Linked DNA regions of Homo sapiens: region 2 is linked to region 1. A link is a loop called in an ENCODE intact Hi-C map of the cell type or tissue named here. Cell type or tissue: gastrocnemius medialis. All regions are shown on one strand. Links, peaks and the distances in the headings refer to the core of each region. The heading gives the core; the rest is flanking DNA. Region 1 overlaps NFIC (nuclear factor I C). Region 2 overlaps NFIC (nuclear factor I C).

Evidence for each region. Hi-C counts contacts between places; a loop is a spot of excess contacts. Peaks named below come from ENCODE experiments on the same cell type or tissue, not always from the same donor. Only the 100,000 strongest peaks of a DNase experiment are listed, where the experiment ranks them.
Region 2: it touches region 1 in a loop (3-fold over the local background); 7 of 110 quality-filtered maps call a loop at or near these places.

Annotation. Positions count from the first base shown.
Region 1 is chr19:3,370,764-3,381,903 of GRCh38, forward strand. It overlaps NFIC (nuclear factor I C), which reads left to right. Exons shown (of 11, transcript NM_001245002.2): 2 at 10,949-11,140. Among named protein-coding and RNA genes, the nearest start is that of NFIC, 9.8 kb to the left of the region's middle. RefSeq lists enhancers at 148-197, 4,729-5,144. In gastrocnemius medialis, for the core only: no CTCF peak of the experiment used is centred there; DNase peaks (open chromatin) are centred at 3,469, 4,118 and 4,738; H3K4me3 peaks cover 1,526 bases; H3K27ac peaks cover 5,000 bases.
Region 2 is chr19:3,443,988-3,455,470 of GRCh38, forward strand. It overlaps NFIC (nuclear factor I C), which reads left to right. Exons shown (of 11, transcript NM_001245002.2): 7 at 5,027-5,152; 8 at 8,495-8,679; 9 at 9,776-9,929. Among named protein-coding and RNA genes, the nearest start is that of SMIM24, 31 kb to the right of the region's middle. RefSeq lists an enhancer at 1,322-1,863. In gastrocnemius medialis, for the core only: no CTCF peak of the experiment used is centred there; DNase peaks (open chromatin) are centred at 4,941, 7,234, 7,824 and 8,956; H3K27ac peaks cover 5,000 bases.

The sequences.
Region 1 (11,140 bases), core at 2,678-7,677:
GAGCTGGCCTCCCTCCCTGTCTCACACCAAATGGATGGGAAATGCTGCCTGGGCCTCCTGCCCCGGACACGGCCCGCCCCCCACTCTCCTGCCTGTGTCCACGCCGACCTCACCTGGGTGCCCATCTGCCCTGAGCACACAGCGTGCGGGCACCCAAGTCCTGACCAGTTCACATCCATGAGCACACGCTGGGCGCACACGCGTGCACACTCCCTGACACCCATACGGACGAGGACACAGCTCTGCCTGCCTCGGATCTGCCTTGATGGGGGTCACCAACACACAGACCTAGAGTGCCCCTCACATCTGCCTGAAAATCTTGCTCAGGAGGTGCCAAACCCAATATAGTACCTGGTATAGAGAAGGTGCCAAATAACTGCTATAGAGTGGTGCCAAATAAGTGTTGCTGTGCTTGTGATTGTTGCTAAACTAATTCTCCTCTTTCCTGACTCTGGTGGGTGACCTGCCCCCACCCCCGGACCGTTTCTTGCCCTGAAATGAAGTCAGCAGAAACCCCCACTTCCTCAGGGCTGCTGCAGATTCAGGGAGGCAGCACAATTTTTTTTTTTTTTTTTTTTTGAGGTAGAGTCTCGCTCTGTCGCCCAGGCTGGAGTGCAGCGGTGCGATCTTGGCTCACTGCAGCCTCCGGGGAGGCAGGACATTTCTGAGGTCCACAGTGCAGGGCTTGGTACTCAGTAGGTGCCCAATAAATACCTGTTGCACGAATGAATGAATGAATGAATGAATGAATGAATGTTTTTGGTTGAGAGGCGGGACTTTGGTCTTCCCGAGCCTCCATTTCTCCGCCAACATAAAATAAAAAACATAATGGCACTTTCCTCAGAGACATCGATGTACCTTAGTCCGACACCTGGTATACAGTAGGTGCCAAATAAGTGCTGCTGTGCTTATGGTTGTTGCTAAACTAGTAATTGCATTGAACACCCCAGAGGCATTTTCCAGTTTCCCTCCCTTCCCTCTGTGTGTATTTGCGCAGCGTAAGCCCAGCTTTGGGCTGGGTGACAAGGACAGTGGTGACCTGGAAAGGCCCAGGCTCAGACCCCTCTCTACTGTGGCATTTCTGTTAGTTTTTCTTTTCTTTCTTTTTTCTTTCTCTCTCCTTCCTTCCTTCCTTCCTTCCTTCCTTCCTTCCTTCCTTCCTTCCTTCCTTCCTTCCCTCCCTCCCTCCCTCCTTCCTTCTTTCCTTCTCTTTCTCTCTCTCTCCCTCTCTCTCCCTCTCTCTCTCTCTCTCTCTCTCTCTCTCTCTCTCTCTCTCTCTCGGAGTCTTGCACTGTCGCCCAGGCTGGAGTGCAGTGGCGTGATCTCAGCTCACTGCAACCTCCGCCTCCTGGGTTCACGCGATTCTCCTACCTCAGCCTCCCAAGTAGCTGGAATTACAGGCACGTGCCACCACGCCTGGCTAACTTTTGTATTTTTAGTAGAGACGGGGTTTCACCATGTTGGCCAGGCTGGTCTCAAACTCCTGACCTCAGGTGATCCACCTGCCTCGGCCTCCCAAAGTGCTGGGATTACAGGCATGAGCCACCGTGCCCGGCCTCTGTTAGTCTTTTCTCCCTGCCCAGCCCTGTCCAGGGTCTCCCTGAGTTTGACCAGCCCTGTGTGGGTACCAGCCTTCCTTACACATGGGGGTGCATGGATAAGGGGGGTCCCAGAGGCAGAAGATGGGAGCATTGCTTCAGTGGTCTGGATGCTGGAGATGCTAACAGATCAAAGCTGTGCCCTTGTGGGACCGACAGTCTAGGCCGGGTCGGGGACGGGCAGGAAACGAGGTGACCAGGACTCCTTGAGGATGTGGTGTGCGACCGACCTCGGGGATCAAACAAGGGGAAGGGAACCACGTGGGACTCGGAGAGTGTGCACGGTGCAGACCAGGTGTCACTGGACGCTCTGGCCCGAGACTGTTTGCTCAAGGGGCCCAGGAGTGGGGTGGGGGGGTGCCAGGAGGCCCAGGGACCAGTCCCAGCTCAGTTCCTCCCTGACTGTGTGACTTTGGTGGAAGATTTCATGCCTCAGTCTCCTCCTCGAGGTAGTGGGTGCAATGATAGTCCCCACTTTCATAGTAGACTTTTTTTTTTTTTGAAACAGAGTCTCGCTCTGTCGCCCAGACTAGAGTGCAGTAGCACAATCTGGGCTCACTGCAACCTCCGCCTCCCGGGTTCAAGCGATTTTCCCGCCTCAGCTTCCCAAGTAGATGGGATTGCAGGTGTGTGTCACCGCACCTGGCTAATTTTGGTGTTTTTAGTAGAGATGGGGTTTCACCATGTTGGCCAGGCTGGTCTTGAACTCCTGACCTCAGGTGATCCGCCCGCCTCGGCCTCCCAAAGTGCTGGGATTACAGGTGTGAGCCACCGCGCCCGGCCCCTATTTCGTAGTAGACGTGATAGCTCAGCAAACGCTCAGCCTGTAAGAGGCACAGCCTCGCTCCCTGCCTCTCTCCTCCACCTCCTGGCCCCTCTGGCTCAGCCCTCATTGTCCTCCCAGAACATCAAGGCACAGAGGGAAGTAGGGGACCCAGGGTTCATTTTGCTGACTCACTGCCTTGGCAGAGAGTTTGAACCCTGTGGACTCAGTTTACCCAAATTCCTCACTGTGGCCCACAAGGCCCTGCCCAGCCTGTCCTTGTCCCCTCCTCAACCCTCCCCTCCTCTCTCTTTCCCCCTTGCTCATTCTGCTCCAGCCACATGGGCCTCCTCGCTGTTCCTCTAACACGCCAGGTGCGGTCCTGCCCCAGGGCCTTTGCATGACCCATTTCTCCATCAGAAAGCTCCTGGCCTGGAGTGCCATCTCTCAAGACTTTGTTCAGGTGTCTCCTCCTGCAAGAGACCTTCCTGGACCCCCCCCCCAAGCTAAAAAACACCCCCCACCCCAGAGATTCTCTGGTCCCTCAAACTCTTAAATTTCTTCAGAGCACTTTGCCCAACTTGACGTTTTATTACATATTTTGCTGATTTTAACCATCCGTCCCTGCCCCAGATCTGGATCCAGGTGAGGGCCGAGCCCAGGTCCCTGCCAAGTCCTCGGCACCCTACCTGGGACCGGCATGCAGCAGGCACTCACTAAATGTTTGCTGAGCAACAGAATGAATCTTCCCTCTCTGGGAGCCGTTCACATGTCCACAGGCTGTGATTTTCTGAGCCAGGGGAAGGAGCGGCCCAAGGTTAGAGCCTGACGCTGGTGCCGGATGGGCCTGGGGTTGTCCGTGGGACCATGGACAAGTCATCCGACCCGGAGAAGAAGGCATTAGAACTAAGGCTTTGAAGGATGCGTAGGAATTTGGGATAAGTGCTAAGTAGGTAATGAGCTAGATTCTCATGAAGGATTGTTGAGTCACTTTTACCTGGAAACTTTTGGTTTGGAAATTGGAGTTTCTTGTCCTGGTTTGCTGGCCTGGACTTTCAGGGTGGGAGGAGCACAGGGAGGTGAGTGAGGGCATCACCCAGTGCATGGCGTGGTCGTTCAGCAAGGTCTTGGGTCCAGATGTCTCTCCCAGCTGCTGCTGCTCTCTTTGGCCAGGAAGTCCCAGTGGGCTAAGCTGGGGTTTCCAGGAAAGACCTAGCCTTGTTCCCCTTCTCCCCATCACCTTGCAAGGAACAAGGTCACCAGGCAAGCTCCCCTGTCTCCAGCAGGCTGCAATATTCCTTTCTGCCCATTGTACAGAATGAGAGACTGAGGCTTATCTGAGGTGATCTGTTCCCCAGCCATTCAGATGGTGAAAATAGACCTTACTGTCACCCAGCCACCTTCTCCGACAGTGGGTGCCTCAACTCTGGGCCTCAGGATTGGAGAGGGAGAGGTGATAGAACTGGATGGTCCTGGCTAGATCTGGGAAACCCTGGGTTGAGGAGGAAAGGCTGCTTGAAGGAGGGGACACTAGAGATAGGGCGTTGAGGGATGTGTAGGAGTTTGGGAGGATTTTCAGCATCTAGCTTGTCTTGGTTATCTCTTTTGCCGGTTGGGCCTCTGAGGGCAGTAGGAGGTCCCTGGGGAAGAGGCCCTGGTTATTGCAGGTCATGTGGGAGAAACAGAGTGACAACCGGCCAACCAGGCCCTGCCTCTCACGTGGTCTGATCCCCTGGGGAGGACAAGGGAGGATGGGGCAGCAGGTCCATGACCCAGTTACAAGCTGTTTGTCTTCCTGCCTCTGTAACTAGCCGGGGTCACCACTGACGTGGGCCCCCACCCCTGCCCGCCTCCCTGGCACCTGTCCCCGGAAAGGGCACAGAGAAGGGGAGGAACATAGAGAAGGGAGGGACAGTTAGGGAGGAGGAAGGGAACTCAGATCTACGAGGGGCCAGATGAGAAAAGGAATTAAGAGGAGAGGGGAAGTGGGGAGGGGGAATTCAGAGAGAGAGGGGGGTTGGGGAGAGAAGGAGTTGGGGGGACAGTGATCCCTGCCCCCATCATGGATGCCTCCCCTGTCCCTTCCAGCAGCCTCTTATCACAGCCCCAGTAAGCGCCAGAGCTTGGGTGGCAGCCACGGCCCCAGCTGGACAACATTGTCCGGGCCTCCTGCCCGCCTGGCATCTCCTCCACAGGCAGGTCCTGCGCCTCTATGGGTCCTCTCTGCCGCGTCCCACTGTGCCCCCCACCACCCCCACTGCCCGGCTTCCCTGGCCAGACCATCTGGGCTCTGGTCCCAGCTCTGCTGACCGGCTGTGTGACCCTGGACAAACCACTCCCCATCTCTGGGTCTCATCCAGTCAGGGGCAGGGACGAGATTGGACAGGGCCTGGGCCGGGCCCCCTCCACCTCCCCTTTGCCTTAGCAGGTTGGCTGGGGAAGCGGGGGCAGCGGAAAAGGGCCCTGAGGTCCGGTCCCCGCCGCAGCTGTTACGGTGACTCACGCTTTGGGGGACATTGGGGTGGGGGAGCTTCGCTGGTACAAGCTGACTCTGGTCTCACTGGGTGGGGAGGCTATTTTCAGAGCCTCAGTAATAGGTGAAATCTGATGTCCTGCCCCTCCCCCCGAAGCACCCCACGGCCGGAGGTGGCCCAAGGGGACGTGGAGCACAGAGCAGGGAGGGTGATCTGGCAGCAGCTGCTCTGCCCATCCCGGCCTGGAAATGGGACCGAGTCCAGCCACATCCGCTGGCACACACAGTGGGAGTCCAGGGTCAACGTCTCCCTACCTTCCTGAGACCCCAATCTTACAGAGAACAGGCTGTTCTGAGAAAGGGACCCGTGGCCTTCCAGGGGGTCAGGGCCCTGATTCTTATCCTCACACCGGCCCTGAGACCCTGTGGGACCTCAGCCAGGTCTCCGCCCCTCTCTGAGCCTTAGTTTCCATGCCACAGAACACGGAGCGGGGCCTCAGGCTGTTCCCTGCTTCCTGGAAGATTGTCTGCAATCAAAATGATCATCGCAGCAATCGCGTCCATAGTAATGAAAATACCCCAGCATCTTAGAGGGGCCGAGGCGGGAGGATCGCTTGAGCCCAGGAATTCGAGACCAGCCTGGGCAACATAGCAAGACCCCCATCTCTACTAAAAGTACAAAAATTAGCTGGGCATGGTGGCGCACCTGGAATCCCAGCTACTCGGGAGGCTGAGACATGAGAATCGCCTGAACCCAGGAGGCGGAGGTTGCAGTGAGCTGAGATCATGCCACCGCCCTCCAGCCTGGGCAACAGTGTGAGACACTGTCTCAAAAAAAAAAAAAAAAAAAAAAAAAAAAAAAGGAAAGAAAATAGAAAATATCCCAGTGCCTTAGGAGGCCGAGGTGGGAGGATCACTTGAGCCCAGGAGTTTGAGACCGGCCAAGGCAACACAGTGAGTGAGACTCCATCTCTGCAAAAATAAAAATTAGCCAGACATGGTGGTTTGCACCTGTAGTCCCAGCTACTCAGGAAGCTGACGTGGGAGAATCGCTTGAGTCTGGGAGTTCAGGGCCCAAGTGACCTAAGATCGTGCCACTGCACTCCAGTGAGACGCCTGTCTTTTTTATTTATTTATTTATTTATTTTGAGACGGAGTCTCGCTCTTGTTGCCCAGGCTGGAGTGCAATGGCGCGACCTTGGCTCACTGCAACCTCTGCCTCCCGGGTTCAAGTGATTCTCCTGCCTTAGCCTCCCGAGTAGCTGGGATTACAGGCGCCTGTCACCATACCTGGCTAATTTTTTGTGTTTTTAGTAGAGATGGGGTTTCGCCATGTTGGCCAGGCTGATCTCAAACTCCTGACCTCAGATGATCCACCCACCTCGGCCTCCCAAAGTGCTGGGATTACAGGCGTGAGCCACCACACCAGGCTGAGACCCCCATCTCTTAAAAAAAAAAGTAATAAAAATCACAGTAGCCCCAGCACTTTGGGAGGCCGAGGCAGGCGGATCACGAGGTCAGGACATTGAGACCATCCTGGCTAACACAGTGAACCCCCGTCTCTACTAAAAAAAAAAATACAAAAAATTAGTTGGGCATGGTGGCGGGTGCCTGTAGTCCCAGCTATTCAGGAGGCTGAGGCAGGAGAATGGCGTGAACCCGGGAGGTAGAGTTTGCAGTGAGCTGAGATCGCATCACTGCACTCTAGCCTGGGTGACAGAGCGAGACTCTGTCTCAAAAAAAAAAAAAAAAAAAAAAAATCCAATAGCAATATAAGTTGTAATGATAACAATCATCGCATCATTAATAACAATGTAGTCCTTTGAGAGCTGGGGGGAGGAAAACAGCTTTCTGTGCTAGGAAGGGATCACCCCTGTCCGAAATGCCCAGCCCAGCCTGGTCAAGGCAGGGAGATGGAAAGGCAGTTTTGCTTCTCTTTCTCTTCTTGTTCCTTGTATTTATTCCACCTTGAGGCTGAGAAACTAGGTCCCAGATGTTTTTAATTTGTTTTATTTTATTTTTTATTTTTTTAGAGACAGGGTCTTACTCTATCCCCCAGGCTGGAGTGCAGTGGCACAATCACAGCTCACTGCAGCCTCGACCTCTGAGGCTCAAGTGATCCTCCCACCTCAGCCTCCTAAGTAGCTAGGACTACAGGTGTGCGCCACAGCAACTATGCCCAACTAATTATTTTTGTAATTTTTAGTAGAGACGGGGTTTCGACATGTTGGTCAGGCTGCTCTCAAACACTTGGGCTCAAGTGATCTCTCCACCTCGGCCTCCCAAGTAGCTGGGACTACAGACGCGCACCACAAAAATTATGCCCAGCTAATTTTTGTAATTTTCGTAAAGATAGGGTTTTGCCTGCCGGCCACAGTGGCTCACACCTGTAATCCCAGCACTTTGGGAGGCAGAGGCAGGTGGACCACCTGAGGTCAGGAGTTCAAGACCAGCCTGGCCAACATGGTGAAACCCCATCTCTACTAAAAATACAAAAATTAGCTGGGCATGATAGTGTGTGGCTGTAATAGTGTGTGCCTGTAATCCCAGCTACTCGGGAGGCTGAGGCAGGAGAATCTCTTGAACCTGGGAGGCGGAGGTTGCAGTGAGCCGAGATTGTGCCACTGCACTCCAGCCTGGGTGACAAGAGTGAAACTCTGTCTCAAAAAAAAAAAAAAAAAAAAGGAGATGGGGTTTCGCCATGTTGCCCAGGCTGGGATTGAACTGGGCTCAAGTGATCCACCCACCTCAGCCTCCCAAAGTTCTGGGATTACAGGCGTTAGCCATAGTCCCCAGCTGAGATCCCAAATGCTATGCAGACTCAGTTTCCCTTGCTGGAAAATGGGAAGAATGGGAGGGGCCTCCCCACACCCAGACAGGGAGCTGGGGGCCTCCCACTGCCCCACATTTCTCTTCAAGGGGCTGCTGTTATTTTCGTGGGGAAGTCAGATGAGTGCAGGTTCCAGTCCACCTCTGTCCCCCATGGCCGGGTTCCCCCTCAAGGCCTCAGTTTCCTCATCTGTAGCATGGGTGTTGTGACTGCCCTCAGACACCAATTTGTCATGATTTGGGAGTAGGTTGAAGTCCCAGCTCTGGCCCAGTCTCAGCGCCTTCCCAGCCCTCGGATTTTCCATCTCCAGGGTGGGTCTGCAGGGAACGGGGTGGCCCCTCTCCCCAGTTCTGAACCTTTGTGGCTGAGCGTCTGCTTCTCTGGTCTGTTTCTGTATCAGCACAGTGGGTTCATGGAAAGGGGAAAGGAGGGAGAGGACTCCACCCGGGATTTCTCCTCCCTCTGATTAATCCTGGTGCACTTGAATCTCTTATCTTTTGATGCAGAAATCCCCCCACCCTTCCAGCAGCCCTCAACCTCCAGGCGGGCCTAGTGTCTGCCTGTGGATCTCAGCCAGGCCTGTCTGTACATATGCTCTGTAGGAACAAGCTTTCGTAGTCATTTTTTGTTTTTTTGTTTTTTGTTTTCCCAAGATGGAGTCTCGCCCTGTCACCCAGGCTGGAGTACAGTGGAGTGACCTTGGCTCACTGCAACCTCCACCTCCCAGGTTCAAGCAATTCTCCTGCCTCAGCCTCCCAAGTAGCTGGGATTACAGTCATGCGCCACCACGCCTGGCTAATTTTTGTATTTTTAGTAGAGACAGAGTTTCACCATGTTAGCCAGGCTGGTCTTGAACTCCTGACTTCTTGATCTGCCCGCCTCGGTCTCCCAAAGTGCTAGGATTACAGGCATGAACCACCGCGCCCAGCCGGGTTTTTTTTTTTTGAGACGGAGTCTCACTCTGTCGCCCAGGCTGGAATGTAGTGGCGAGCTCTCGGCTCACTGCAACCTCTGCCTCCTGGGTTCTCCTGCCTCAGCCTCCTGAGTAGCCGGGACTACAGGCGTGTGCCACCATGCCCAGCTAATTTTTGTATTTTTAGTAAAGATGGGGTTTCACTATGTTGGCCAGGCTGGTGTCAAGCTCTTGACCTCAAGCGATCCACCTGCCTCAGCCTCCCAAAGTGCTGGGATTACAGGCGTGAGCCACTGCGCCCAGCCTCATTTTTCATTTTTTTTTATTTCTTTCTTTTTTTTTTTTTTTTTTTTTTTGAGTCAGGAGTCAGGGGTCTCACTACGTTGTCACCCGGGCTGGAGATCAATGGCGCAACCTTGGCTCACTGCAGCCTTGACCTCCTGGGCTCAATTGATCTTCCCACCTCAGCCTCCCAAGTAGTTGGGACTGCAGGTATGCATCACCTAGCTAAGTTTTGATTTTGTAGAAACGGGGCCTCGCTATGTCATCCAGGCTGGTCTTGAACTCCTGGGCTCAAGCAGTCCACCCACTGTGGCCTCCCAAAGTGCTGGGATTACAGGTGTGAGCCACCATGCTTGGCCGCCGACCCTAGTTTTTTTTTGTTTTGTTTTGTTTTTTGAGATGGAGTCTTGCTCTGTCGCCCAGGCTGGAGTGCAGTGGCGCAATCTCGGCTCACTGCAAGCTCCGCCTCCCGGGTTCATGCCAATCTCCTGCCTCAGCCTCCTGAGTAGCTGGGACTACAGGCGCCCGACACCACGCCCGGCTAATTTTTTTGTTTTTTTTTCAGTAGAGACGGGGTTTCACTGTGTTAGCCAGGATGGTCTCAATCTCCTGACCTCGTGATCTGCCCGCCTTGGCCTCCCAAAGTGCTGGGATTACAAGCGTGAGCCACCGTGCCCAGCCTTGTTCTTTTTTTTTTTTTTTTTTTTTTTTTGAGACAGTGTTTCACTCTTGGCACCCAGGCTCCCAGGCTGGAGTGCAGTGGCACAATCTGAGCTCACTGCAACCTCTGCCTCCCAGGTTCAAGCGATTCTCCTGTCTCAGCCTCCTGAGTAGCTGGGATTACAGGTGTGCTCCAATATGCCTGGCTACATTTTTTTGTATTTTTAGTAGGGACGGGGTTTTGCCATGTTGGCCGGGCTGGTCTCAAGCTCCTAACCTCAGGTGATCCACCTGCTTCGGTCTCCCAAAGTGCTGGGATTACAGGTGTGAGCCACTGCGCCCAGGCTTTTTTTTTTTTTTTTTTTTTTTGTGACAGTCTTGCTCTGTCGCCCAGGCTGGAGTGCAGTGGCACCATCACAGCTCACTGCAGCATTAAACTCCTGGGCTCAAATGATCCTCCCACCCCAGCCTCCCAACTAGCTGGGACTACAGTTGCAAACCACCATACCTGGCTAATTTTTGTTTTTTTGATTTTGTTTGTTCATTTGTTTTGTAGCGATGGGGTTTTACCATATGGCTCAGACTGGTCTCAAACTTCTGGGCTCAAGCAGTCCTCCCTCCTCGGCCTCCCGAAGCGCTGGGATTACAAGTGTGAGCCATTACACCCAGCCCAACCCTAGCTGCAATAGGCAGAGAATAGGTCCCTGACATCTTTGTTCTCCCAACCTCAGTTTTACCCGTCTGTACAATGGGTTGTCCATGAGCCTCCACCTGGCCCCCTTAGCTTGCTCCATCTGCATGCTGGGGTTCAACATAGGTCCTCCACGGCTGGGCATGGTGGCTCACACCTGTCATCCCAGCACTTGGGGAGGCCGAGAGCCGAGGCGGGCGGATCAGAGGTCAGGAGATCGAGACCATCCTGGCCAACATGGTGAAACCCCATCTTTCCTAAAAATACAAAAATTAGCTGGGCGTGGTGGTGGGCATCTGTAATCCTAGCTACTCGGGAGGCTGAGGCAGGAGAATCGCTTGAACCCGGGAGGTGGAGGTTGCAGTGGGCCGAGATTGCGCCACTGCACTCCAGCCTTAGCGTTAAGAGCAAGACTCCGTCTCAAAAAAAAAAAAAAAAAAAATGATCCTCCACAAACTTCCGCCTTGATTTGTGCCTCTCACATAGTCCAAGTCTGTTTGCTCATCTGGGCGATGGGTTCTTGCAGGTCCCTGATAAACTTCTCCTGGGTCCCCCGGGCCTTTTGCGTGCCTCCGGCGGCGTGCACGGGTCCGCAGCGACCCCCTGCCCACCTCTGCCCAGCCCCTCCCACTCTGCGGGTCTGTTCAGGGCCCCTCCGACCTCAGCCTTCGGGGCCGGGCAGTGGGTCCGCCCTCTGCGTCCCTGGCGCTCCTGACCTCTCGCCTCTCCGGCCTGCAGGATGAGTTCCACCCGTTCATCGAGGCCCTGCTGCCTCACGTCCGCGCCTTCGCCTACACCTGGTTCAACCTGCAGGCGCGGAAGCGCAAGTACTTCAAGAAGCACGAGAAGCGGATGTCGAAGGACGAGGAGCGTGCGGTCAAGGACGAGCTGCTGGGCGAGAAGCCCGAGGTCAAGCAGAAGTGGGCGTCG
Region 2 (11,483 bases), core at 4,269-9,268, 75 kb after region 1:
GACCCAGCCAGAGTGGGCCTTGGCCCCCTGGGGGAGCCGGCATTTCAGTGGGAGATGGGCTTGTTTGTTGAGCAAACAAATGGCTGCTCCGACGGGGTGATGAGGGCCTTTTGTCAAATACAAAGAGGAGGTCAGATGGGCGTGTGTGACAAATGGCTGCTCCGACGGGGTGATGAGGGCCTTTTGTCAAATAGAGGAGGTCAGATGGGCGTGTGTGACAAATGGCTGCTCCGTCGGGGTGATGAGGGCCTTTTGTCAAATACAGAGAGGAGGTCAGATGGGCGTGTGTGTTAAACAGACAGGAAGAAGCTCTGATGGGGGAGCCCTCGGGCCTGCGTCCTCCTCACAGTCAATATTCTCAGATGGGGCATTCAGGATGCCGGGAGGGGCGTATGGATGTGTTCCCTGAGAGGAAAGATGGCCACTGAGATGGGCGGGGGACGCACATGCCCGCTGGCTGAACAGGGAGGTCCCACAGGGGTCCCAGGCATGCCTGCTGAACAGACAGAGGATGCTTGGAGGCGGGGTGCAGAGTCAGTGTCCGTAGAGCCTGCCGGGAGCGTGCCGGCTTATTCTTTCTCGCGGTGCCTGAGCTGCGCTCCCCCCTCCTTCCTGCCCTGCCCTGGCTGCCGCTGGCCCCATCTCAGGAAGCTCTAGCGGTGCCTGCAGGGATGTGGCGGCCGGGGGTGGAGTCTGAGCCAGACTATTTCCATCCAGGACAAGCGGTTCTAGGAAATCCTCCTAAATGAGCGTCTGACAACCCTAACCTCGTTCCCGCCGTGGCCCTGCGCTTGCAGGGAGCTGCCAGCCCCTGCACACACACACACACGCTTGCACACACGCATGCATGCTCATACATATATGCACGCACGTGCACAGGCGTGCACACATGTATGCATGCATGCTTGCAGACCTGTACGTGTGCGTGCAAGCACACATACATAGACATGAACATGCATGTGCAGGCATACACATACATGCATATATTCACGTGCACACGCATGTGCGCATTCACACACATAGACACGTGCACAGGCATACACATACACAGATATGAACGTGCATGTACAGGCATACATATGCAGGCGTGCACACGTCCACATATGCTCACATGCGTACACACACATGCACAGACATGCACACATGCATGCAGCTGTGCACATGCGTGCAGGCATACACACATACATGCACGCACACACATGCATGTATTCACATGCACACACACACGTGCACAGGCATACACATGCACACACACGTGCCGACAAGACCAGCCTGGCCTCCCCGGCTCCAGGCCACCCTCATTCCTGCCACATCCTCCTGCCCTGGAAAAGCCCGGGCCTGGCTGCTGGGGCCCAGCTTGGTCACAGACTTCATGGCATCCCACTGGGCAGTGGGGCCTCTCTGGGTGGCTCAGCCTCGATGTCCGAGGCCTCAGGAGTGTTCCCCCTTGAGTGTTCACAGGCTGGGCATGAGTGGAGGTGTCATCCTTCCTGCCCCCCATGTGGGTGTCCTGGGTGCCCGCCTCCTCCAGAGCCGGGTGTTCCCGGGTCCCTGGGAACTGCTGACCTGCTTCTGGGGTGTGTCCCAGTGACACCTTCACTCCTCACAGCATGGTGTGTGCAGGGCCATGGGGACAGCTGGTTCCATAACCACAAAAGCAGATGAAGAGCTGCATGTCCCCCCACAGCTGGGTCCTGGATCTGGGCTCCCCCTGGGCTGCAGCCATCAGAGAGGACGGAAGTTCCCTGAGTGGTAACCCCGTTCAGGGAAGGATGCAGCGATGCTGGGAGGATGGAGGAGGTGGGGACAGGACTGGGGAGGGCCTGTACCACACAGATGCCTGCAGGTGCCTATGGAACCACCAGCAGGAGACCCAAGACACGGTGACATCCTCACCGTTTCTCATCAGGGCATCACCCGGGGACAGCAGGTCACATCTGGGGACATCCGTGGTTGTCCCCACTGAGGGGCGCTCTTGGCACGGAGTGGGTGGAGGCCAGGGGTGCTGCTCAGCGCCCTGCAGTGCCCAGGACAGCTCCCTACAGAGACCGATCTGGCCCCCACATCAGCAGTGCTGAGACTGAGAAATCCTGCGTGAATTATTTGGAAAATATTGAGTTACGTCACTGCTCACACCAGACACCAGAAGAAGCTCCTGACAGGGCAGACGGTAGAAACCAGGGGGACCCCAGCTCCTGGGATTCACCTCCTCTCTCCCTCCTCACTCCGTGTGGATTTCAGTGTGTGCAGCCTCCTGGGACCACAGCAGGGCAGAGGATCATGGGACATAGTCTCGTGGAGGGTCCATGGGATCCCCTAACCCAGAGGGTCTCACCCACACGTGATTCTTGCCCAGGGTACTTTTGGTGATGTCTGGGGACATCTGTGGTTGTTACAACCGGGGGTGCTCCTGGCATGAAGTGGGTGGTGGCCAGGGACTCTGCTCAGCACCCTGCAGTGCCCAGGAGGGCCCCACCCCAGAGAATGATCCAGCCCCAGTGTCCACAGTGCCTGTCTGAGAGACCCTGGAGGTAAGGAACTCCAAGGGCCAGGTCGAAGGGAAGCTAAACTCATCACCCTGTTTGGATGGTCTCAGTAGATATGTTTTACCTTAAAAGAAATGTAAAAATCCTTTCTAAAAATTCGGCTCCCCAGGGCACGCCTCCCTGAGATTCCATTTCCAGGGATAGGGTAGGGCCCAGGACACTGCATTTCTCAGGCAAGATGTGATCCTTAGCCCTCACTTGAAAAAGCTTCTCTGGGGCCAGGCACTGTGGCTCACGCCTGTAATCCCAGCACTTTGAGAGACCAAGGCAAGAGGATCCCTTGAGCCCAGGAGTTTGAGACCAGCCTGGGCAACATAGCAAGACCCCATCTCTAAAAAAAAAATTGCCTGGACATGATGGTGCATGCCTGTGGTCCCACCTACCTGGGAGGCTGAGGTGGGAGGATCACTTAAGCCCAGGAGGTTGAGGCTGCAGTGAGCCATGATCGTGCCTCTGCACTCTAGCCTGGGTGACAAATAACTCGGCTGGGTGCAGTGGCTCACGCCTATAATCCCAGCACTTTGGGAGGCCGAGGTGGGTGGATCACCTGAGGCCAGGAGTTTGAGACCAGCCTGGCCAACATGGTGAAACCCCATCTCTACTAAAAATACAAAAATGACCCGGGCGTGGTGGTGGGCGCCTGTAATCCCAGCTACTCGGGAGGCTGAGGCAGTAGAATCGCTTGAACCTGGGAGGCGGAGGTTGCAGCGAGCCGAGATCACGCCATTGCACTCCAGCCAGGGCGACAGAGGGAGACTCTATCTCAAAAAAAAAAAAAAAAAAAAGACACAGCCCCAGAAGGCCAGGCATTTCGGCTCCAGAGCTGGGACTCCACCCCAGCCTCCTGGAAATACCCAAAATGGCCCTCTTTGGGGCTCTGTGTTCCCACTTCATTTTGAAGACAGGGTGAAAGTGTCAAGGGGCACCGTGTCATCTCCCCACTCACCCCAAATAGCAGCAGCAGCGGCTCCTGCAGTAGCTAACATTCTTCCAGCTGGGTGGCTGACGTTCCCTCGGAAAGCAGGGCTGAAGGCATCCTCAGAGAATGCCCCGATGCCCAGGGATCTGGGACGGCCATGGGCTTCACCTGCACAGGCACCCCTGGCCCAATCCTCACAGCTGCCACTCCCACACTGCTCCCGATGGAAATTCCAGAGCTTTACAGAATCCCCTGTTTTATGAAAAGGGGTAGACGTGGCAGCTCACCCCAGGTCGCACAGCCTCATGGCCAGCCGGGGTTTGAACCCTGGACCACCTGCTTCCCCCACACCCAGGGGCTTTCCAGGGGGTGCCTGGAGGGGGAGGGAAGCCGATGTTTGGTGGGTGAGCCTCCCTGAGTCCATCCGTTTTTTGTTTGTTTGTTTACTTGCTTGTTTGTTTTTGAGACAGTTTCACAGTTTCATTCTTGTTGCCTGGGCTGGAGTGCAATGGCGTGATCTCGGCCCACTGCAACCTCTGCCGCCTGGGTTCAAGCGATTCTCCTGCCTCAGCCTCCCAAGTAGCTGGGATTACAGGCGTGAGCCCCTGCACCCGACTATCCATCTGTTTTTTGTGTTTGTGATGGAGTCTTGCTCTGTAGCCCTGGCTGGAGTGTAGTGGCGTGATCTCAGCTCACTGCAACCTCTGCCTCCTGGGTTCAAGCGATTCTCCTGCCTCAGCCTCCCAAGTAGCTGGGATTACAGGCACCCGCCACCACACCCACCTAATTTTTGTATTTTTAGTGGAGACAGGGTTTCACCATGTTGGCCAGGCTGGTCTTGAACTCCTGGCCTCAAGTGATCTGCCCACCTCAGCCTCCCAAAGCACTGGGATTACAGGCATGAGCCACTGTGCCTGGCCTCTGTTTCTTCATTCATTGATTCACTGAGGAAGGTGTGAGGGGCTGAGCTGCTGAGTTGGGGGCTGTGGGGGCTTTTGTCCCAGGCAGCCTGGGAGGTAGTGAGGCCCCTGTCTGCAGAGTGATGCCAGCAAGTCACTGCAGAGGGGGGATGCACCTCATTTCAGCCCCAGGGAGGCTCCGTTCCTTCCTCCCGCGTGGACGAGGGAAGGCAGAGCTGAGCTGGGGCTTGTCTGTGCGCCCTTAGCCAGTCAGGGTCTAACTGGACTTCGGATCTGACTGTCTCTGCCCTCCCTGCCACCTTCTCTAGGGCTCGGGTGACTCCCAGGTGATGGGGCAGCCCTGAGCCTTCCCATTTCTCTGGAAGGAGAGTAGGCAAGGGCCAGGAGCGAGGCCCAGGGGCACGTGTTGATACCCAGCTCTCCATCCCCCGGCTGTGCCGCCCTGGCTAGCCCCTTCTCTGCTCTGAGCCTTCGTTTACTCCTCTGTGTAATGGGCTCACAGCCTCTCCCCCTCAGGATTCTGGGGTAAGAGGAGGCGGGGTGATGAGGCTTCCTATCCCTTCGGAGGCTGGCTTTGGGGAAGGTCCAGGGCTCATGGGGTGTGACCAGCCTGTGACTCTCTCGTCCCATCCCCTCCACAGGCATCTCGTCCCCGGTGAAGAAGACAGAGATGGACAAGTCACCATTCAACAGCCCGTCCCCCCAGGACTCTCCCCGCCTCTCCAGCTTCACCCAGCACCACCGGCCCGTCATCGCCGTGCACAGCGGTAAGCGCCACGGGCCCCTGGCGGGGAGGGGCGGCGGGCCCTCCTATCAGGCCTCTCACAGCCGGGGAAGTCCCACTGGATGTCTGACCATGAGTCCTATTGCTGTAGCCTTCTAGGTGGGCAAAAAACCATAGAGGTGCCGTAGTGGAGAGCGCCCAGGGCCTTGTTCCAGCCCGGCTGAGAGGTTGGACTCAGTCCCTTTGGGCCTCAGTTTCCCCCCTGTATAACAAAAGGCTGCAACCTAACTTCACCTCACTCCCCTCACCCCCGTCTCAATCTAATCCCCCCATTCCAACCCCAGACACTGATGGACAGGCAGGATCAGAAGCTGCCAATGAGGCCAGGCACAGTGGCTCACACCTGTAATCCCGGCACTTTGGGAGGCTGAGGCGGGTGGATCATCTGAGGTCAGGAGTTTGAGACCAGCCTGGCCAACATGGTGAAACCCCATCTCTACTAAAAATACAAAAATTAGCCAGGCGTGGTGGCACGCACCTGTAGTCCCAGCTACTGGGGAGGCTGAGGCAGGAGAATTGCTTGAACCCGGGAGGTAGAAGTTGCAGTGAGCAGAGATCACACCACTGCACTCCAGCCTGGGCAACAGAGTAAGATTCCATCTCAAAAAAAAAAAAAAAAGCTAGGCTTGGTGGCTCATGCCTGTAATTCTAGCACTTTGAGAGGCCGAGGCAGGCAGATCACAAGGTCAGGAGTTCAAGACCAGCCTGGCCAACATGGTGAAACCCCTTGTCTACTAAAAATACAAAAATTAGCCGAGTGTGGTGGTATGCGCCTGTAGTCCCAGCTACTTGGGAGGCTGAGGCAGGAGAATCGCTTGAACCCAGGAGGCAGAGGTTGCGGTGAGGCGAGTTCACGCCATTGCACTCCAACCTGGGCGACAGAGCAAGACCCTGTCTCCAAAAAAAGGCTAAGTGCAAGTGGCTCACGCCTGTAATCCCAGCACTTTGGGATTTCAAGGCGGGCGGATTACGAGGTCAGGAGATTGAGACCATCCTGGCTAACATGGTGAAACCCCGTCTCTACTAAAAATACAAAAAATTATCCGGGCGTGGTGGCAGGCGCCTGTAGTCCCAGCTACTTGGGAGGCTGAGGCAGGAGAATGGCGTGAACCCGGGAGGCGGAGCTTGCAGTGAGCCAAGATCGTGCCAGTGCACTCCAGCCTGGGTGACAGAGCGAGACTCCATCTCAAAAAAAAAAAAAGAGACATCTCCATCTCGGCCAGGCACAGTGGTTCACACCTGTAATCCCAGCACTTTGGGAGGCCGAGGCAGGCGGATCACCTGAGGTCAGGAGTTCAAGACCAGCCTGGACAACATGGTGAAATCTCGTTTCTACTAAAATACAAAAATTAGCTCGGTGTGGTGATGCATGCCTGTGATCCCAGCTACTCAGGAGGCTGAGGCACAAGAATTTCTTGAACCCGGGAGGCGGAGGCTGCAGTGAGCCAAGATTGTGCCATTGCACTCCAGCCTGGGCAACAGAGCAAGACTCCATCTCAAAAAAAAACAAAACAGAACAAACAAAAAATCACCTTCCATGGTTGCCATTGGGATTAAGGGGGGTGAATTGTAGGAAGCCTCAAATATTGCTTACCACCCCATGTTCTAGTGATCAACTATTTAGTTCTTTACACAGTCATGCACACAGAGAGGCAGTCCCAAATCAAAGCAGCCATTTGGGCCAGGGGTCAGCAAACGCTGGCCCCCTGGTTGCCTGTTCTTACGAATAAAGTTTTATTGGCAAACAGCCACGACCACGTCTTTGTATATGTCCTGTGGCAGCTCTCACCCTGTCTTGGCAGGGCTGAGTAATTACAGCAGAGACCACGTGGCCAAAAGCCAAAAATATTTACTATCTGGCCAGAGGCTGTGGAGATGAGGGAGTGACTGCTATAAATAGTGAAAATACTAAAAATCACTGAACTGTTTAGAAAGAGGAAAAGGCAGGCACCACAATAGAATATGACTCAGCCATGAAAACGCACGAGGCTCTGACGCAGGCCACCTTGAGGACGTCATGCTCAGTAAGAGAAGCCAGACAAAAAGGCCACACAGCATGTGATCTCATTTCTATGAAATGTCCAGGACAGGGCCAGCCACAGAGGCAGGAAGGGGATGTATGGGTGCTGGGGCTGGGGGAGGAGGTGAGGAGTGACGGCTGATGGAGACGGAATTTCTTTATGTGCTGGAATTAGGCCGGGCACAGTGGCTCATGCCTGCAATCCCAGCACTTTGGGAGGCTGAGGTGGGTGGATTGCTTGAGTCCAGGAGTTTGAGACCAGCTTGGGCAACATGATGAAACCCCATCTCTACTAAAAATACAAAAAATTAACCAGGCGTGGTGGCACACGCCGGCAGTCCGTGCTACTCAGGCCGAGGCAGGAGGATCACCTGAGGTCAGGAGGTCAAGGCTGTAGTGAGCCATGATCATGCCCCTGCACTCCAGCCTGGGTGACAAAGCGAGATTCTATCTCTTAAAAAAAAAAAAAAAAGATCACTATTCAGCCATTTGCAGAAAGAGCTTGCCAACCCTAGATTTATAGTGTAGACTGTGGGGCCAGATGGGCTGGGTTCAAATTCCCGGTCTGCCATCTGATGCCGTGTGGCCCCAGGCAGGTGACACATCCCCTGAAGGCCACCCTGTCATCCTCTGTTTAAAAAAAAAAAAAAAAAGACGGGGCCAGGTGCAGTGGCTCACGCCTGCAATCCCAGCTCTTTGGGAGGCCAAAGTGGGCGGATCACCTGAGGTCAGGAGTTCAAGACCAGCCTGGCCAACATGGCGAAACCCCATCTCTACTAAAAATACAAAAGTTAGCCAGGCATGGCGGCGTGCACTTGTAATCCCAGCTACTCGGGAGGCTGAGGCAGAATTGCTTGAACCCAGGAGGTGGAGGTTGCAGTGAGCTGAGGTCATACCACTGCACTCCAGCCTGGGTGACTGTCTCAAAAAAAAAAAAAAAAAAAAAAGACCAGGCTCAGTGGGTTACACCTGTAATCCCCGCACTTTGGGAGGCCTAGGAGGGAGGATCGCTTGAGCCCAGGAGTTCGAGACCTGCCTGGGCAACATAGCAAGACCCCCACCTCTACAAAACTAAAAAATTAAATTAAAACACAAGGATAATATCACAGCCCCAGTGGGGTTGCCGTGGGAGTCGGGGAATTTGGGTGTCAATGTGGTCAGTGCTGCTGGGTTTTTTTGGTGGTTATTGTTACTAAACGCACTGAGATGCCGGCAGGAATGACACCCACAGACACACAGTCACACGGTCACAGAGCAGACCGGCTGGAGCCCCCAAGTAACCCCCGCTTCCCACTGTCTCCGCAGGGATCGCCCGGAGCCCACACCCGTCCTCCGCTCTGCATTTCCCTACGACGTCCATCCTACCCCAGACGGCCTCCACCTACTTCCCCCACACGGCCATCCGCTACCCACCTCATCTCAACCCCCAGGACCCGCTCAAAGATCTTGTCTCGCTGGCCTGCGACCCAGCCAGCCAGCAACCTGGACCGGTGAGTTGGGCGGGGCGCATTCGGGCCTCTCCTGGCGGCTCCAGGTGACCTCCCGGGGGCCACGTGCTCACACGAAGGCACAACCTCTGCTTAAAAGGGTCTTGAGGACTTGGCTCTGAAGTCCCCTCCTCTGTCGTGCTGGGAGGCAGCTGGATTGGGTCAGAATTGAGATGCTTTCGGATGTCAGGGTTTCGGGCGCATCATGTCGCACCCTGTGGGGTCTGGGTAGCACCCGTAGGTCCCAGCAACTGCGTGAGTCGTACTCATGTTAACACAAGGCAGGGAGGGACTGGGCATAGCGGCTCATGCCTGTGATCCCAGCGCTTTCGGAGGCCAAGGCGGGAGGATTGCATAAGCCCAGAGTTCAAGACCAACCTGGGCAGCATAGCGTGACCCAGTTTCTACAAAAAAAATACTTAAAAATGAGCCACGCATGGTGGCGGGCGCCTGTAGTCCCAGCTACTCAGGAGGCTGAGGTGGGAGGATCGCTTGAACCTGGGAGGTCGAGGCTGCTGTGAGCTGTGATTGTGCCACTGCACCCCAGCCTGGGTGACAGAACGAGACCCTGTCTCAAAAAGAAAAAAAAGGTTGGGGGGCGGGGGGCAGGAAGACATTGATTACAAAAAAACCACCAAACTCAGTTCGAGCAAGACAGCGTTTGCCAGACTCCACAGGAAGCTTTGGATGTTCAGAGCTTTTCGGACTTTGGAACCACGGGCCAGGCCGTGGATGATGGTGGATGATGGCGTGCTCGCAGTGAATTAGGAAAAACGCGGAGAACCTGCTGTTAGGAGGCGGTGGCACTGTTTGGAAGGAAATCAGTCGAGTTGGCGTGCAGGGGGTTTACAGAGGAGATGCAGTGAGCGTGGCCCCAGTAGTGCCGGGCTTTGAGTGACACCAGCAAGCGGGTGTCCCCAGGCCCCTCCACCTCCGGCCGTCCTCAGACCCACCAAACCCGCCATGGTCACACCCGCGCCCTGGCCCCCCAGCCTGCCACCCCGTCCGGGCCGTGCACAGAGCCGGGGGCGGCCGGCGCCAGCAGCCCGAGGTAGAGGGGGAGCCCACCCCTTAACCACGTGTCTCTCTGTTCCCCCAGTTAAATGGAAGTGGTCAGCTCAAAATGCCCAGCCACTGCCTTTCTGCTCAGATGCTGGCACCTCCGCCCCCGGGGCTGCCACGGCTGGCGCTCCCCCCTGCCACCAAACCCGCCACCACCTCCGAGGGAGGAGCCACGTCGCCGACCTCGCCTTGTAAGCACGCGGGAAGCGGTGCCCTGGTGGGGCGGATGTCCGCAGGGGGGCCTGTCCCCTCCCCAGCCCCACTGCCAGGTCAGAGGTCAGGCCCGACCCTGCAGGGCCTGGCGAGTTTGGTGGGTCTCCGGAAAACAGCCCAGTGGCCACGTGGTTGGGCCCATGTAGGGCTGAGGCAGCCTTAGGGGCTGGCCGGACCAAGCCTCGGGCCAGGGTGAGAGTCCAGGGTCTGTCCCCTTCGCCGAGTCACCTGGGGGACCCCGGTGCCCGCCGTGGGCCGTCAGAAACCCTCCCTGGTATGTCAGGCAGCTGACAGTGGACACGGATCTCACAGTGGCGGCCCGAGGGCCAGACTCGACCCCCAGACTGGTCTTTTGTTTGTGGAGAAAGAGAATCGGTTGTTATCATTTTAAAATCAGGACGTTTTACATAAACATTTCCAGAGTTCTGGCTTCTTGGGGAGAAAGGAGCTACACCAGGCCCAGTTCCTTTGGGTGACCTGGGCTGGACCACACCTTTAGATGGGACTCTCTTCGCCTGTCCACCTGACCTGGAAGCCCCTGGGTTGGCGGCTGCTGCACCTTCTAGATTTTTCTGCTCTCTGGATGTGGTTCTGGGTGGCTGCTGGATGGCCCCTCGGTCCTGGCATCCCTGTCCTGAGGTCCACCCCATTCGTCCGCAGTGGCTCTACCCCCAGACTCTCCCCACGACCCCCATGCAGGCTTGGGTGGGTCACCCACCCTCACAGGGCGCCAGACATCTCTGAACCCAGAGACCTCTCCCCATGGACTCCATCTGCCCCTCACCCCCCTTTTTGAGCATCTCTGTCCCTCACTCTCCAAATGAGACCCCCCACCCCACCCAAGCAGTTGGTGGCCACGGTTCCTTCTAGGTGCCCTCAGCTCCTCTTCTCCCTGCCCCGGCGTTCCTGTCCCCGTCCCCACTGCGTGCCAGAACCCAGGCTGCCTGCCCATAAAAACCGGCTTCTGATCACTGGCTGGAGGAGATCAGCCCCAAATCCACCCTGGGCTGGAATCCCACCTCTGCAGCTCTCTCACTGTGTGACCTCAGGCAGGTGTCTTCCCCTCTCTGAGCCTCAGTTTTCTCAGCTGCAAAGTGGGTTTGCCTTGGTGCCCAATTCACAGGGCAGTGGGGGACAAGCCGGTGACATGGGTCAGGGAGGCAGAGAGGACATTCCATGTGGCGCCTGATGCTGCGTGGTGTCAGGCAGCTGTGGTCATTCTTGCCGGCTGTCCCTGCCTGCTCATCTGTGAAATGGGAGCGTTGACTGCATAGGATCCAGTCAGGGCTCAGTGGGATCATGCCCAGAGCCTGGTATTCAGTAGACACTTAATAAATGCAGGATACTGCGTGGGATCCACTCAGGGCTCGATGGGATTATGCCCAGAGCCTGGCATACAGTAGACACTTAATAGATGCAGGATACTGTGTAGGATCCACTCAGGGCTCGGTGGGATTATGCCCAGTGCCTGGCATACAGTAGACACTTAATAGATGCAGGATACTGCGTAGGATCCACTCAGGGCTCGGTGG